Linked DNA regions of Homo sapiens: all the other regions are linked to region 1. The links are chromatin contacts, found by Hi-C or POLR2A ChIA-PET in ENCODE. All regions are on one chromosome and are shown on one strand. Each heading gives the region's core, a stretch centred on a gene start or an enhancer-like site at or near the end of the contact. The rest is flanking DNA. Distances are from core to core; before and after follow the strand shown.

Evidence for each region. A loop is a pair of places that touch in the nucleus more often than their neighbours do. ChIA-PET counts read pairs that join two places held with the same protein, here RNA polymerase II (POLR2A). Pooled maps may share reads with other maps.
Region 2: a map of naive thymus-derived CD4-positive, alpha-beta T cell shows a loop between it and region 1 (27-fold over the local background). The contact joins the promoter of TIPRL here to the promoter of NUF2 in region 1. A Hi-C loop is called at or near these places in 1 of 168 maps with a recorded cell type or tissue (naive thymus-derived CD4-positive, alpha-beta T cell) and 7 of 50 pooled maps. POLR2A ChIA-PET finds 5 or more read pairs at or near these places in 1 of 52 experiments (activated naive CD8-positive, alpha-beta T cell).
Region 3: a pooled map shows a loop between it and region 1 (14-fold over the local background). The contact joins the promoter of POGK here to the promoter of NUF2 in region 1. A Hi-C loop is called at or near these places in 2 of 37 single-sample maps with no recorded cell type and 11 of 50 pooled maps.
Region 4: a loop to region 1 is called in a map of naive thymus-derived CD4-positive, alpha-beta T cell, with 15 times the contacts of the local background. The contact joins the promoter of TAGLN2 here to the promoter of NUF2 in region 1. A Hi-C loop is called at or near these places in 1 of 168 maps with a recorded cell type or tissue (naive thymus-derived CD4-positive, alpha-beta T cell), 1 of 37 single-sample maps with no recorded cell type and 7 of 50 pooled maps.
Region 5: a loop to region 1 is called in a map of naive thymus-derived CD4-positive, alpha-beta T cell, with 28 times the contacts of the local background. The contact joins the promoter of IGSF8 here to the promoter of NUF2 in region 1. A Hi-C loop is called at or near these places in 1 of 168 maps with a recorded cell type or tissue (naive thymus-derived CD4-positive, alpha-beta T cell) and 8 of 50 pooled maps.

What each region holds. Positions count from the first base shown.
Region 1 is chr1:163,320,682-163,323,238 of GRCh38, reverse strand. NUF2 (NUF2 component of NDC80 kinetochore complex) reads right to left here and starts at 1,285. Exons shown (of 14, transcript NM_145697.3): 1 at 1,027-1,285. It overlaps LOC127814295 (a long non-coding RNA gene), which reads left to right and starts at 1,504. Exons shown (of 5, transcript NR_182654.1): 1 at 1,504-1,617. It also overlaps a transcript of RGS5 not described here. RefSeq lists enhancers at 1,066-1,295, 1,336-1,545.
Region 2 is chr1:168,177,675-168,180,231 of GRCh38, reverse strand. TIPRL (TOR signaling pathway regulator) reads right to left here and starts at 1,270. Exons shown (of 7, transcript NM_152902.5): 1 at 1,051-1,270. The coding sequence starts at 1,154. RefSeq lists enhancers at 1,039-1,158, 1,146-1,647.
Region 3 is chr1:166,838,207-166,840,763 of GRCh38, reverse strand. POGK (pogo transposable element derived with KRAB domain) reads right to left here and starts at 1,289. Exons shown (of 6, transcript NM_017542.5): 1 at 1,160-1,289. RefSeq lists silencers at 764-1,003, 1,104-1,533.
Region 4 is chr1:159,924,237-159,926,793 of GRCh38, reverse strand. TAGLN2 (transgelin 2) reads left to right here and starts at 1,287. Exons shown (of 5, transcript NM_003564.3): 1 at 1,287-1,344. LOC124904437 (a long non-coding RNA gene) reads right to left here. Exons shown (of 2, transcript XR_007066683.1): 2 at 1-2,315. RefSeq lists enhancers at 1,609-2,185, 1,658-2,557 and a silencer at 1,917-2,326.
Region 5 is chr1:160,097,350-160,099,906 of GRCh38, reverse strand. IGSF8 (immunoglobulin superfamily member 8) reads left to right here and starts at 1,288. Exons shown (of 7, transcript NM_052868.6): 1 at 1,288-1,498. The coding sequence starts at 1,435. RefSeq lists a silencer at 704-1,533 and an enhancer at 2,100-2,557.

The DNA of each region.
Region 1 (2,557 bases), core at 36-2,535:
AAGCGTAGGTGTAAAGTATCTTCATAATTATTATCACTTGTTCCTCTCTTCTCTAATGTTTGGCACTCTGCTATCAGATTAATCCTTATAAAAACACTTAACGCATCATATAATATTTGTATGAAAATACTTCAATTACTCACCTTACCCACCACATCAAATTCAAATTTTTCTGCTAGGCTTCTAAACCCTTTAATAATTGAATGAAATTTCTGCTCCAAGTTAGTCTCCTAACTTTCCCAAACTTCCAGTATTTCCTTTTGGAACCTCCTCCAATATCCAAATTCTATCATTCTTTCGAAGTACAATTTCAGTTACAATTTATTCATTAACGAGAGATGAAGACACTTTCCAACTACATAGTTTGAGCTCCTAGGTGGGATAAAGTATATAAATGACTTAATATATATGCAGTAATACTCTGTCTAACGAGTAGCAAAGATTAACCTATAATTACTCATCTGGTTTCTCATTTATTTGCAGCACCACGATGCTGAGCAGAGTGAGTAGGTACTAAAAGTACTCTGTTAAATTTTACACACTTCGTTTTGTTAAAATAAACTATTTGTGGACATCACAGTTCCACGAGGCAGAGATTAAACAAAAATAAACAGAAATGGCTCCCAACTTCAATGAATTAAGTAAAACGTTCCTTGAACTTTTAAAAGGAACAATGATGGCGTTATGCATGCGTAGTGCTATATATGCGCTGCTCTTTTCCTTTGAATTTTGGATTAGGTGTGATATTTTTACCTTTTCATTCATGGTTTTGGATTTGGTTAAGAAACGTTTGGCAACGGAGATGTGTAAAAAGCTGACAAGCATCTGCAGCCAAATAAACCACATTACCACCGCCTTTCCAAAAATCACACATAAATGTATGCCTAACTTGAACAATTTCAGCTCAAGCTCGTCTTCTTCGGTCTATGCTGCACCAGAAAACACCCGTTAGTTTAGTAGGAACTGAGCTCTGGTTGTTTCTGGGACTAACATCAAATAAAAAGTAACGACGGGCCCGCCCCTCACCTCCCAGGCTCTGGTTTCTTCCGCCTCCTCCCACCGCTGAGCACGACGAAAACACCGCCAGGCCCAGCGTCCCGGCACCTGCCCGCGCCTTGGGATGGAGAAGGCGTCTGTCTGCAGGCTTCCTTCCTCCGTCCTCTCGCGCTCACCTACAGTGCCGGCCGCCGACAGGAAGACGGCGAGTTCGGGGAGCAGCTACAAGCAAAGTCAAAAATCAGCAAACGTCAACCGTCATCACTTTTCAAACTTGCCGCCTCCTACTGGAAGTCCCGCCCCATTCCGCCAAGCCCACGTCCAACCGCGACGGATGCCGGTTGGGCTCAAGAGACGCCAGGCAGGTGGGACTGGAGTTGTCATGGAAGGGGCAGGGCGCAGGGCGGAACCATTGCTCGCGGAGCTGGCGTCGAGTCGGAACCTCGGACTGCAGGAAGTGGGAGCACCGCGGTTTCGGGGAAGAGACCGGGGTTGAGCGTCTAGCCCATCTCTGCGTGACTTCCGCCAGCGTTTAGAGCGTTTTCGGGGTCCGAGTTGAAGAGCAAAACCAAGTGAAGGAAACTTCACTAAGTTCAGGGTGACAAGGGAGGAAGTACAGAGGTAATTTATAGAATTCCAGAGTAATAATAACTTGTTGAACATTGATTATGTGCCGGGTTTTGTTAGATGCTTATAAGCATCATCTCATTTAGACTTCATTAAAGGGGAGAAAAGGGATAGTGGAGAGATACTATCATCCCCTCAGGTGAGGGCTCTGAATCAGAGAATGCAGTTCTCTGCGCACAGTAGTTCACAAGTAGCATAGCTGGGATATGAACACACATCCTCTGACTCTGTGCTCATAAGCACGACTTCAAGAGGTGGAAGGAACATAACAGTTCATCTGGTCAAATCCTCTCGCTTTCACCGATATGAAAACTGGACTCAGAGAGAAGTGATTTGTTAGAAGTTATACAGTAAGTGGGACTGTAAAGTAGAAACCAGGTCTCCTGATTTTAGCTTCTCCCTCTTCGATCAGTGCTTTTCACCTCTGAACTGTTCCCCAAATTTGCACATTCCTGAGTGAGTTGCATTCTTCAGATAAGGGGCCCTGAAATCTGTATTTTTTTACATGGTATTTTGTTTGTTTGTTTTGGCAAGAGTGGAAACACTGCATTTAACACAAGTTAGGAAGCCATGGCAGGCCTGGTTGTCAGGGGAGAAAGCCATTAAGTTTTATTGAGGTTTGGGACAGGAGAAGACGTAATAGGACTTGTATCTGGTCACAGAGTAGAGCATCATCTGGTGACAGTCGTGTGTTGGATGGGGAACCTGAACTGAATTATGTGAAAAAAGTGCTAGAAAGGTTGTATTGAATGTAGACACAAATTCCGCTGCTTTGTCCTGTCCTGAAGAACTAAACCTATTGATAGTGAAGTCTATACCAATTCTAAATAAAAATACATTTCATATCATTAGTTCAGGGCTTTTGTCTTTCCTTTCAATGTCTATTTACTGATGTAAGTCTCAAAGTCGGAATCTAGTAAGACCCAAAAGGACA
Region 2 (2,557 bases), core at 21-2,520, 4.9 Mb before region 1:
TCCTCCCATCAGCTGGCCATCCCAGGGACTTAATCTTCTAAAACCTATCTTTTCTCTTACTAACTGGTCTCCTTCCCATCCCTGCGGACCTGCAATCCAGCCTCAACATGGCCTCCAGAGAAATCTTTCAGAGCGTACATCTGATAATGCAGCTCCTTTGGATAAAATTACACCCAGTGGTTGTCAGATAAAATTGAAAACTCCTTAGCCAGGCATAAAAATTCCCTCAGTATCTTGATTCCCCTGGGGCCTACCTCTCATCTCTCACAACACCCCCTATGGTACCTCACGCTCCAATCACACGGACACAGCTCTTTAAACACATCACAGCTTTCACTCTCCCTGAGCCCCCAGCTTTACATGCGTCCCCTGATTCCCCTAAATTTTGTCAAGATTCAGCCCAGGCATCAAAAACGCATCACAACTCACTCTGCCTGACCTGATGGCATGTACCTATCCACCGCCCCCCGCAACGGTTTTATAAAGATTCAGTTCAGGCATCCCAATTTCCCAGATGGTTCGAGCCCCTAAAAGACCTCACATCACTCCGTGTATACATCTTCATTACATTTATTCACGCTGTAATATAATTGTCTGTCTCTCTCACGAGACTGTGAATTGAGGCGCACGTTGTCTTTTACATTTCCTATCTCAAGCGCCGGGCACAGCACCTGACGTGACAGAAACCAAACTTATAAATCATCCCCGTCATTAACCCCTAAGAAAACAGGCAACAGCCACCCAGAAAGAAAGGTGGTGCAGGCTGAGGCAGGAGGAGACGTTTGGTGAGGGGAAAGTCCACCAGAACAGTCACACTCTACTCAAACCCAGGCGGATTGACAGTTGACGAAAGCAGCGCCTGGCGATCCCCAACCAAAGGGCCCGGAAGTGTGACTGGATTATTTATCGAAGTTGTCAATCAAAGGTCCGGTCCGGAGGGACCGAACCTCCGCCTCAGGGAAAAGGGGAGGGGCTGCACAGAGTTCGCCCTGCCTCCCGCCCTGGGCCAGCAACCGGCCAGCGCCCAGACCCCGTGCCCCGAAGCCTCACTTCTCCACATCCGCCGACTTCATGATGTGGGTCTTGGACGCCGTCAGCTTCCAGGGCCCGAAGCAGAAATCCCGGTGGCTGCTCTGGAAGCCGTGGATCATCATGGCTGAGGCAGGACCCGCAGAGGCCACAAGGAATAAGCTGAAGCAGCGGCGGCGGCGAACACCGGTTCCTCCGCCTCCCTCCGGCCCAGCCTCCTAGGCTTCCGAGCCGTTACCATGCCCGGCCCCGCCCCCTGCCGGCCGACCCGGACGCGGGCTCTGCTTCCCGTCTTCTTCTCCGCCTCTTTGCTTTTTGCTTCCGGGACTAGTTGCTCTTGTTGCGTGACCCACGTCTTACGTTCCGGCGTTCCGGAAAAAAGGAAAAAGGAGAAAGTCAGAGGGGCGGCACTTGGGTTGCAGAAGGTGTGGTTAGGAACGCACCGCCCTCTTGAACTCGTTGGGTGACGTCATCTCGAAGGATTTTAGGGACTGCCAGGGAAGGGGATGACGGTTCCAACTTGATCCTTACAGACCTCAAAGCAGTGTGATTACCTCATGTGTTAGTGAATCGTGTTACAGAGGAAATTTTTCTGTTTTGAGGTCAAAAAAAGAAGTAATCCCACAGAGTTTAGGAAATCCAGCACCAACAAGATTTAGAAGTGGCCATCTAGCCACTCTTGACTATGACCAACTCCTATCAAAAATTGCATCCTCGTAGATATGCGAAGACTTTCCATGGTCTAGTTGCTATGTAGGCACCCAGTATAGTGAAAACAACACAGCTGACTTAGTGCTAAATCTCCATTTGCAACACTATTGTGTGAATCCTTGGGCAAAGCGCTTCTCTAACGATTTTAGGCTTCAGTTGCCTCAAAATGAGATGATTTTGTTAATGGAAAAAAAACAAATTCTGTAAAAGGTTTTAAAGAGATTTATTCTGAACCAATATGAGTGACCATGGCCCAGGGAATAGTCCCAAGAGGTCCTAACAAAGAGCATCTGAAGCGGTGGCATTACTCTTTGTTTTATACATTTTAGGGAGTTGGGAATTGCAGGTAAAATAAGTCAATATATGGAAGATATACATTGGTTCAGGCTAAGGAAGTGGGATGTCTTGAAGGAGAGGCTTACAGATCATAGGTGGATTCAAAGATTTTCTGATCGGCAATCTGTTGAAAGATTTAAGCTTTAGTCAGGCGAGGTGGCTCCTGCCTATAATCCCAGCATCTTGGGAGGCCTAGGTGAGAGGATTGCTTGAGTCCAGGAATTTGAGACCAGCGTGGGCACCAGAGTAAGCCCTCATCTCTACAAACCGTGTTAATTAGCTGTGTATGATGGTATCTGCCTGTAGTCCCAGGCCACTTGAGAGGCTGTGGTGGGAGGATCTCTTGAGCCTCAGAGGCTGCATTGAGCCATGATCATGCCACAGCACTCATGCCTGGGTGAGCGAGACCCTGTCTCAAAAACAAATAAAAACACAGGCCAGGTGCAGTGGCTCAAGACTGTAATCCCAGCACTTTGGGAGG
Region 3 (2,557 bases), core at 40-2,539, 3.5 Mb before region 1:
GGTAGATAACGTATCTGGCTGCCTTCAAATATTTAAAAAGCTATCTGGGGAAGAGAACCCAGACTGGTTTGTAGAGACTGGACGGCAGAACAGAGGCCGGCCAGTGGATAAATACTCCTGGAAAAGGTTTTAAGCAGTGAGAAAGGCAGTACTTTCTCACAGCCAGTGCCACCCAAACAGGAATCAGAGGCAGGGGAAAGGTGCTGATTTCCTATCAGTGAAGGTGTCTGAACACAGATTGGACACTTACTCAACTGGAATGGGTGCTAGAAGCCAGTTAAGCATGGGCGGAGCGGTTGGCTCAGTAGGCCCATTGCCTGGATTTTCCAAATTCAAAGGTTCTGTCCACGAGCTGGTTCAGAAAATAGGGTCATTCTACCTTAAGGGACTTTGCAAACGCAGGAGTCAGTGAAACATAGTGAGGGTTATGCCTGGATACCCAAAAAGGTGCAGAAATCGGCTGGGGCCCACCCCGACAGGGAAATAACCCATTGCCTCTGGGCTGCAAATTCTCTATTCGCTGACTCTTGGCCAGTACAAAGGGCCGCACTCCTGCCCTCTATGGGCGCGGGCAATTCCTAGGTGTGGAGTGCGGATGCATCTTGAGGGCTGCATCGGGGAACCTCCAAAGAAAAGATCCCTCTGGAGTTCAAAGTCGGTTCCTTCGATATTTCCAAAAAAGATAGGCGAACGCGGCATGGATGGGTCTAGGCTTCAGATGCCTGCAGCTGGGGCCCGAACTTGGCGGCGGTCTCCCTGCCGGCTCCGGGGCAGAGGTGGGAGGGGCCGCCTCCCCGCGCTAAGGTGCCGCAACCAGGGCCGCCGCCCGCCCTGCCCCGCCTGCGCCACCGCCGCCGCGCCCCCGGGCGCGTTCGGATTTCTCCAGCCATCTTGCCCCATTTCCCTTTCTCCGCGGAACCGCGCCGGGAGCGCTTCCGCTGCCCCCTCCGCCCGGCCCGCCTCCCCACCTGGCCCCCTCCCGGCCCCAGCGCACCTGCCGGGCGGCGAGAGCCGGCGCCGCCCGCCTCCCCGGCGGGCCCGCAACAAAGGCGGCGGCGGCGGCGGCGCAGCCTCGGCGCCCCCGCCTCTGCCGCGGCCCAGCCGCCCGGGACCCGGGGGAGGGGCCGCGCCGCCGCCGCCCCCGCCCGCGCGCACTCACCGCCGGGCCCAGCGGCCAGGGCGCGGGGTGGGGACGCGAGGGCTCCGGCCCGGCTGTCACAGCGCCATCCTTTCCGCCTCTCCGTCCTCCCGTGCGCGCGGCCCCTCGGGAGGGAGCGGGGAGGACACGTGGTGGGAGGAGGGAGGGTCCGGCCCGGAGCTGAGGGTGTTGGGAGGCGAGGGGAGGAGCGCGGCTGATGTCAGCAGGCCTCGGCGGCGCCGGGGGACGGCGCCCGCGCGAGCTCCGGGGCCCTCCTCTAGGCGCGGCTTCCGGCCGGTCCGGGCAGTCCCTGGCGGGCCTGGGTAGCCGTGCCCTCGGCCTTCCCCGCCCCGCCCGATGCAGGCCGCTTCCAGTGCTGCGTGTGACCTCGGCGTGGACGAGGCAGGAAGAGCCCAGATTGATTTTAACCGAGCGTAGCGTGGGCGCACAGTTCCATGTGCTCATTTGCAGTCACCAGCGGGTTGCACTTGCTTGGACGAGCTCTCCAGGCGTTCTCGCCGTGCTTCAGGCAATGAAAGGCTAGACCGGCAAGAGCGTGTAGGGGCATGAGGAGGGGTCTTTGGGGAAGAGTATTCGTATTCTGGCAGCGGGCTCCTGTCCAGAACTTCGTCATATACATGGAGAAGGAACTTCCTGATTTTTGTAGCTGTTGCTTAATATCCCAAGCATGTAATTCCTTGGATGAAGTGGGTGTATAGAAGGACCTTTCTTCTCCAAAACGTCCAAAGGAGTTGTTTACTCTCAGCTCTGTGGGCAATACAACAAAAGTGACCTGAGAAGCCCTGAAGCCCTTTTCATTCCAGAAAAAGATTCTGGGTATGGGTTTTTGTTGAGAACTTGTTGAAGAAAAAATTATTCTGACACTTGTTAAAACAGTAAGGAAGACTTTATACAGGGTTATTGCTATAGGTGTAAAGATGATCACACTGGGGGGAGAGATGAGGTCTAACACGGAATACAGTAAGGACAGCTGGGGATGTATAGCCAAGGAGCAGAACGAAGGGGTCAGTAGATGGAAAGTTACTGATACGAGACATCAAGCACCTAGAGGGATTCTTGCTGAACCCACTTAACAGGATTCTTGCTGAAGGCAGGCTAGGGCGATCAGATATCAAGGGTGGGGGAATGAGAAATTTGATCAGATATCCAGGGTGATCAGATATCAAGGGTGGTGATTTCTCTCTAACCTAACTTAGCAGGGTTCTTGCTAAAATAGAGCTGGGCAGGCCAAAGGTTCGGGGTGAGTGGTCAGGGGACCAGGGTGGAGGCCTGCTGAAGAAGAGGACTTAAGCCTGATTAAACTTTGGTCAAGGAAAGAGTCCGTCAAACTCTTCAGATTGTCTCTGAGACCTGAATATCTGTTGGAAAAGACCTGTCTTTCCAAGTTTTTGTGGCCAC
Region 4 (2,557 bases), core at 38-2,537, 3.4 Mb after region 1:
GTTACCGTATGATAAGTTCCGTGATAAAGCTATGTGTTGGTTATTGTAGCACAAAGGAAGATGTTGCATTCAAGGCCACCTTTAGTGAACGCTAATATCGTGTGCTGGGACAAATGCCACATATTGGGGGGGAGTCCTCAGGACCCTCACAGATAGATGGTGGTAATAATAGTATTCACTATGTGCCAGGCACTGCTCTAAGCCCTATAGGTGGACTGTTTAGTTCTCTACAATTCTATGAATTAGGTAGTACTATTAGCTCTGTTCTATAGACCAGGGAACTCAAGCATAGAATGCACAACAGTCACACAGCAGGTAAAGGGTAGAGCAGGTGGGGAGCCAGTCAAGGAAGGGAAACTGTCCTAGGCAGAGGAATAGCCTTTGTAAAGGCACAGAAGAGTGAGAATGCTTGACAATCAGTGGGACTGGAATATAGGGCTGTGTAGGACTCGGGGAGGGAACAGAGAATAATAGAAAGGTTGGACAGGACTGGATATTGACATCCTGGAATCTCAGGTTCAAGGGAGGACTCTATCATGTGTGCAGAACTCCACCCCGGGGGACTCTATTCAACTGAAGCCTGAAAGGATGGGGGGCTCTTTCTCCACCCCTGAACTGTGCTGTCCTCCACCCTCAGAGACAAAAGAACCCCAGCCAGCCTCCTCGCGCTGAGGTCTCCCCCTCTGATCCCTCCAGGATTTAGGAAGAGATACCAGGTCATAGAAAAGGAGATGAAAGGCAGGGAGAAGACAGGTCTGAGCCCTGGGTCCCAACACCGAAAACACCCCTAGGGCCCTGGGCAGAGTGACCTCACTGTTAGTCCCTGCCCAGGCTTGAAGTAAGAGGTGAGCAAGATCACGTGGGGGTGCTGTCCCGGCCTGCAAGTCCCAGTCCTGTCACACACTAGTCAGTTGGGGTCGGGGGAAGGCCTTCCTGTGCCTCCTTTTACCTTGCCAGCCTCTAAACTAGGAGGCTTCTTCCTACATAAACACGCCCACAGTGTTTAGCTAACTTTCTAGGCAGAAAGTTTCCTACTGGGGCACAAGTCTACGGGCTCTCGGTGGAGGCTGAGGTACTCACGGGTGGAGACCACTGCAGCCGCCTTTGTAGATTCAGACTCCCCGAACCTTTAACCCTTGCTCTGGTCTACTGTCCCTCTGTCTCAAGCAGTCCTCCCTCCTTCTGCGCTGCGGCGCCTTTAAACCTTCTTGGCCCTTGCCCCGCCCCGGGTCCGCCCCGTCTGAGGCGGGACCCTCCTGAAAATCCCCGGCTGGGCAGGGCGCACCACTTGCAGCTGCAGCCCTTGCCTTGAGTCAGTGCGCCGCTCTCCAGCCCGCTTGAACGGTGAGCAGGTCGGGGGTACGGGGGTCGGGGACATGTGCGTGCTGTGTAGAAAGCAAGAAGCCAGCGCTTTGAACTTGCTCCAGCGAGCTCGGGGATCAAGGGCTGGTACCAGGCAAGGGTCCGGTGACTACTTTACCCCGCCCCGTGCTGTCAGGTCCTGTCCCCAAGCCCTGACCCGACATTGTTGGACGATGAGGTCAGGCGAGGTTAGCCCATGCATAGACAGGGCGTCCGTCTGGAGCAGGGACTCAGGGACTGAGCCCCACCCGCGGGCTCCATCGCTGAGTCCTCACTGGGGCGAGGGGAAAAAAGGGCGTCGGACTTTAGCTGGCTGGCCCCGAGTGACCCCGGGTCGTGGCGCCGGCCCTGGGCCAGCTCGTGCTCCTGGGCTTTCCCGCGCGACCCTTCACTTCCTGGTTCCAGGAGCACGTGTGAGCACTGCGTGCCCTCTGAGTCCCCGAGGCCGCCCTTTTCATTCCTGTTCCTGCTAGCTTGCTATTCTGGGGACTTGAGGTCACGGGCTGGGGCTAGGGGGCTCTGCATGGGTCGCACGGTGACCTTCTGTGAAGCTCCAGTCATCTCTATGACGGTCCCCTGACCTCGGGGGTCTGGGTGCTGCAGCCCTGACTGCGCCCCGGGGTGCCCTGTGTGAGGTTGTGGGGGTGGTGGTGGCTGCTTTTACCCTGCCCGAGCGCCGCTGCCCCCACCGGGTGCCCCCTGCTGCTGGGAAAGCCGGTGGTGGCCGCGGGCGGACGGGCGGGCTGCCCAGACCACTGCGTCACCCCAGCGGCGGGAGGGCGGTGGGTGACTCATCTGTTGTAACGGCCCAGGGTGTGGTCGTGGGGGTGGGGGGCGGCGGCTGGGAGGCCGGACCTGCAGGACCGGAGGTGGACTGCCGCCTCCCCCCGCGCCCTGTGCCTCCTGGGGCTACCTGAAGCCGGTGTCCTGGGAGATCTGTGAGCAGTTGGTATCTGTGGGGCAGAGAGAAACGGGGTGAGAGTGGGGATGGAGTGTGGGATTCGATGTAGAAGACCTGCGGCTGGGACGGGGCTCCCCCAGTGTTCTCATTGACTTCAAAGCACCAGACAGCAATGGCTCTCTATCTCTAGCCCCCTCCCAGTTTCTCCTCCCCACTACAAGGGGCAGACCTACAACTGCAGAGGAGGCCAAGGCAGGGCGGGCCCAGTAGGGCCCTACCATTCCAGAACCAACA
Region 5 (2,557 bases), core at 39-2,538, 3.2 Mb after region 1:
CATCCTTCCTGCCCCTGCCCACTTCCCATCTTTACAGTTCAGGAAGAGACAGAGCACCTGGGAAGGGTGCCTCCTCCATTCTCCCACCTCCAGGGCAAGCCCCACTCTTCCTAGAACAGAGCAATGTTCATCTCTTCCCACTGTCACTGAACATAGAGACTCCTTCACCTAAATGCCAGGTCTAAACTAAGCCTCTTAGGAAGCAGTTCAAATAATAATTCAAAACCTAAAACAAAATAATCCTTATCTCCCATTTTGTGTTAGTTTCCTGTGCCAAACACTTTATGTACATTACCTATCATCACAATAACCCTTTGGGTGATGTGATCAACCTCAATTCAATTTGCAGAGGAGAAAACTGAAGTTGAAGGAGGTTAAACAACTGGGCTAGGATCACCCAACCCAGAAATGACGTCACATGGACGGCCCCCTCTCCTAATCCATTTTTCTTTTGGTTTTGCCCTCTGAGGGGGTGAAAAACAGGTCTCCAGTGACCTTCTGGATCCTGGAAGCGCCCTTCAGCTCAAACCCTTCGCATTCAGGAACTCCTGGCTTCCGCCAACCCCTACTTCAGCAGGGTTTGCAGCGAGGACTATGGCTCAGAGCAAATAACTGAATTCTAAATGCGTGGTCACAGTCACCTCGCCAATCCCAGGGACCCTGCACCCAACTCTCCAGGAAAGGCTGGCAGGTGCGGGGTGGAATGCGCTCTGTGCGAGGGTGGGTGGGAATTTCGATGCGCAGAGGTGCAGTTAGCTCACTCCTGCGGGGGCCTCGGGCGGAGCCAGGGCCAGGGGCGGGGCGAGGCCGGGGTCCAGGGCGGAGCCAGGATTGGAGGCTGACGTTAGCCCTGCGGGGACGGGGAAGGGGTGCGGCTTGGGACTGGGGCGGGGCCGGGGCCCGGGGAGGAGCCAGGATTGGAGTCCGACTGTAGTCCTGGTGGGGCGGGGCGGGGGAGGGGCCGGAACTGGGGCTGGGCCGAGGCCCGGGGCGGATCCAGGGCTGGAGTCTTGGCGGGGCGGGGCGGGGAGGGGCGGGGCCGGGGCGGGGCTGGGACTCGATGCGACTCAAAGGTGAGTTTCGAGGGGCGGGGCGGGGCCGGGGCCAGGTGCGGAGCAAAGGCCGGAGTCTGGCGGGGGTGGGGCAGGCAGGGCCAAGGCTGGGTCCGGGGCGGGGCGGGCCTAGACGGGGCGGTGGAAGGGGCGGTGCCGGGGCGGGCCGGGGCGAGAATGGTTTCAGAACTGCCGAGGGCTGGAGGGAAAGCAGCGGGAGGGGCGGAGGGAGGGGATTCGGCAGCTCCAGTTCAGCTCGCTCGGCGCACCCACGCCTCGCTGCCCCGCTTCCTGCCCTCAACCTGGGCATGCGCCCCCCACCCTTCCGGCCCCCCAGAACCCGCGCCATCCCCCGGAGCCTCCCCAGAGCTGGCCGCGCAGGATGGGCGCCCTCAGGCCCACGCTGCTGCCGCCTTCGCTGCCGCTGCTGCTGCTGCTAATGCTAGGTAAGCCAGGCCCCCGTTCCGGTTCCCGGCCCTGCCGGGCAGGTGCCTGCCATCCAGCACCCCCCTAGCATTTCGGGGCTCCTCACATCCTCCTCCGTCAGGGGTACCTCCAGCCTCCCCGGGGTCGGCGTCCAGCTGCGCTTTGTGGCTGTCCGCCGAGCCAGTCTTGGGAAGAGTGCAGGCTCCCCAGCTCTAAGCCAGGGACTGGGGCGTAGAGAGGACCCACTAAGGTGCTGCCCCAGGCACTGCTCGGCCTCCCGGGGCAGGCCACACATCTCAGCTAGCATACCCACGTACTGGGGTCGCTGCACCAAATGCTGCGACTCCTTTCTGCCCCACACTCAGCTCCAGGCCTGGCCTTGGGTGCCCGCCCTACGAGGGCAGTGCCTGCCCAGCTTCATAATTGCCCCAGAGTTGGCTGGAGGCCCAGAGGCCAGTTCTGCCCACGATCTTTGAAGTAAGTCTCTCCCAGTTGCGCTCCACGCACTTCATCAACTGGGGGCAGTTCCCTCTCTCACCCCCATCTCCACCCTGGGTTGGGTCCCTCTTTGCCCTTCTTCCTGTCTCCCAAATGGCACTTGGCTCTGCAGCCACCCATCAGTTTTCACACCGCTTAGTTCCAGCTTCCTTGCCTCAGGAGAAACCAGGTTCCATGGAGACTGATCCTGGGATCTCCAAGCACCTTGTGCCTGCTGTGGTGGGTGTTCATGGTGGGGTGTTCTGGGCCAATCTTGCATGGATGCATGGGGATAATGACAGTGGAATTGTTTTTGGCCTGAACTGGAGGGCTCCCTGTAGGAGGTGGTCTGGGGAAGAGTATGGCATGGAGACAGTGAAACTGCCAGTACAGATGTTGATGAGGCTGAAGCCCTTGAAATGAGAGTGAAGCGTGGGGGTGGGGATGGTGACTTCAGAGCTGCTGTCGTCAAGGCAGAGGCTGAAGGTAGCCCCAGCTGCCTGTTTCTAGACCAGAGCTCCACAGTGGCACCAAGCAAAGCCTTCCCCTGCTGCAGGTCCCTGGGCCCTGCAGGGTTAGGATGAGTCCTCTCCCTGGTCCCT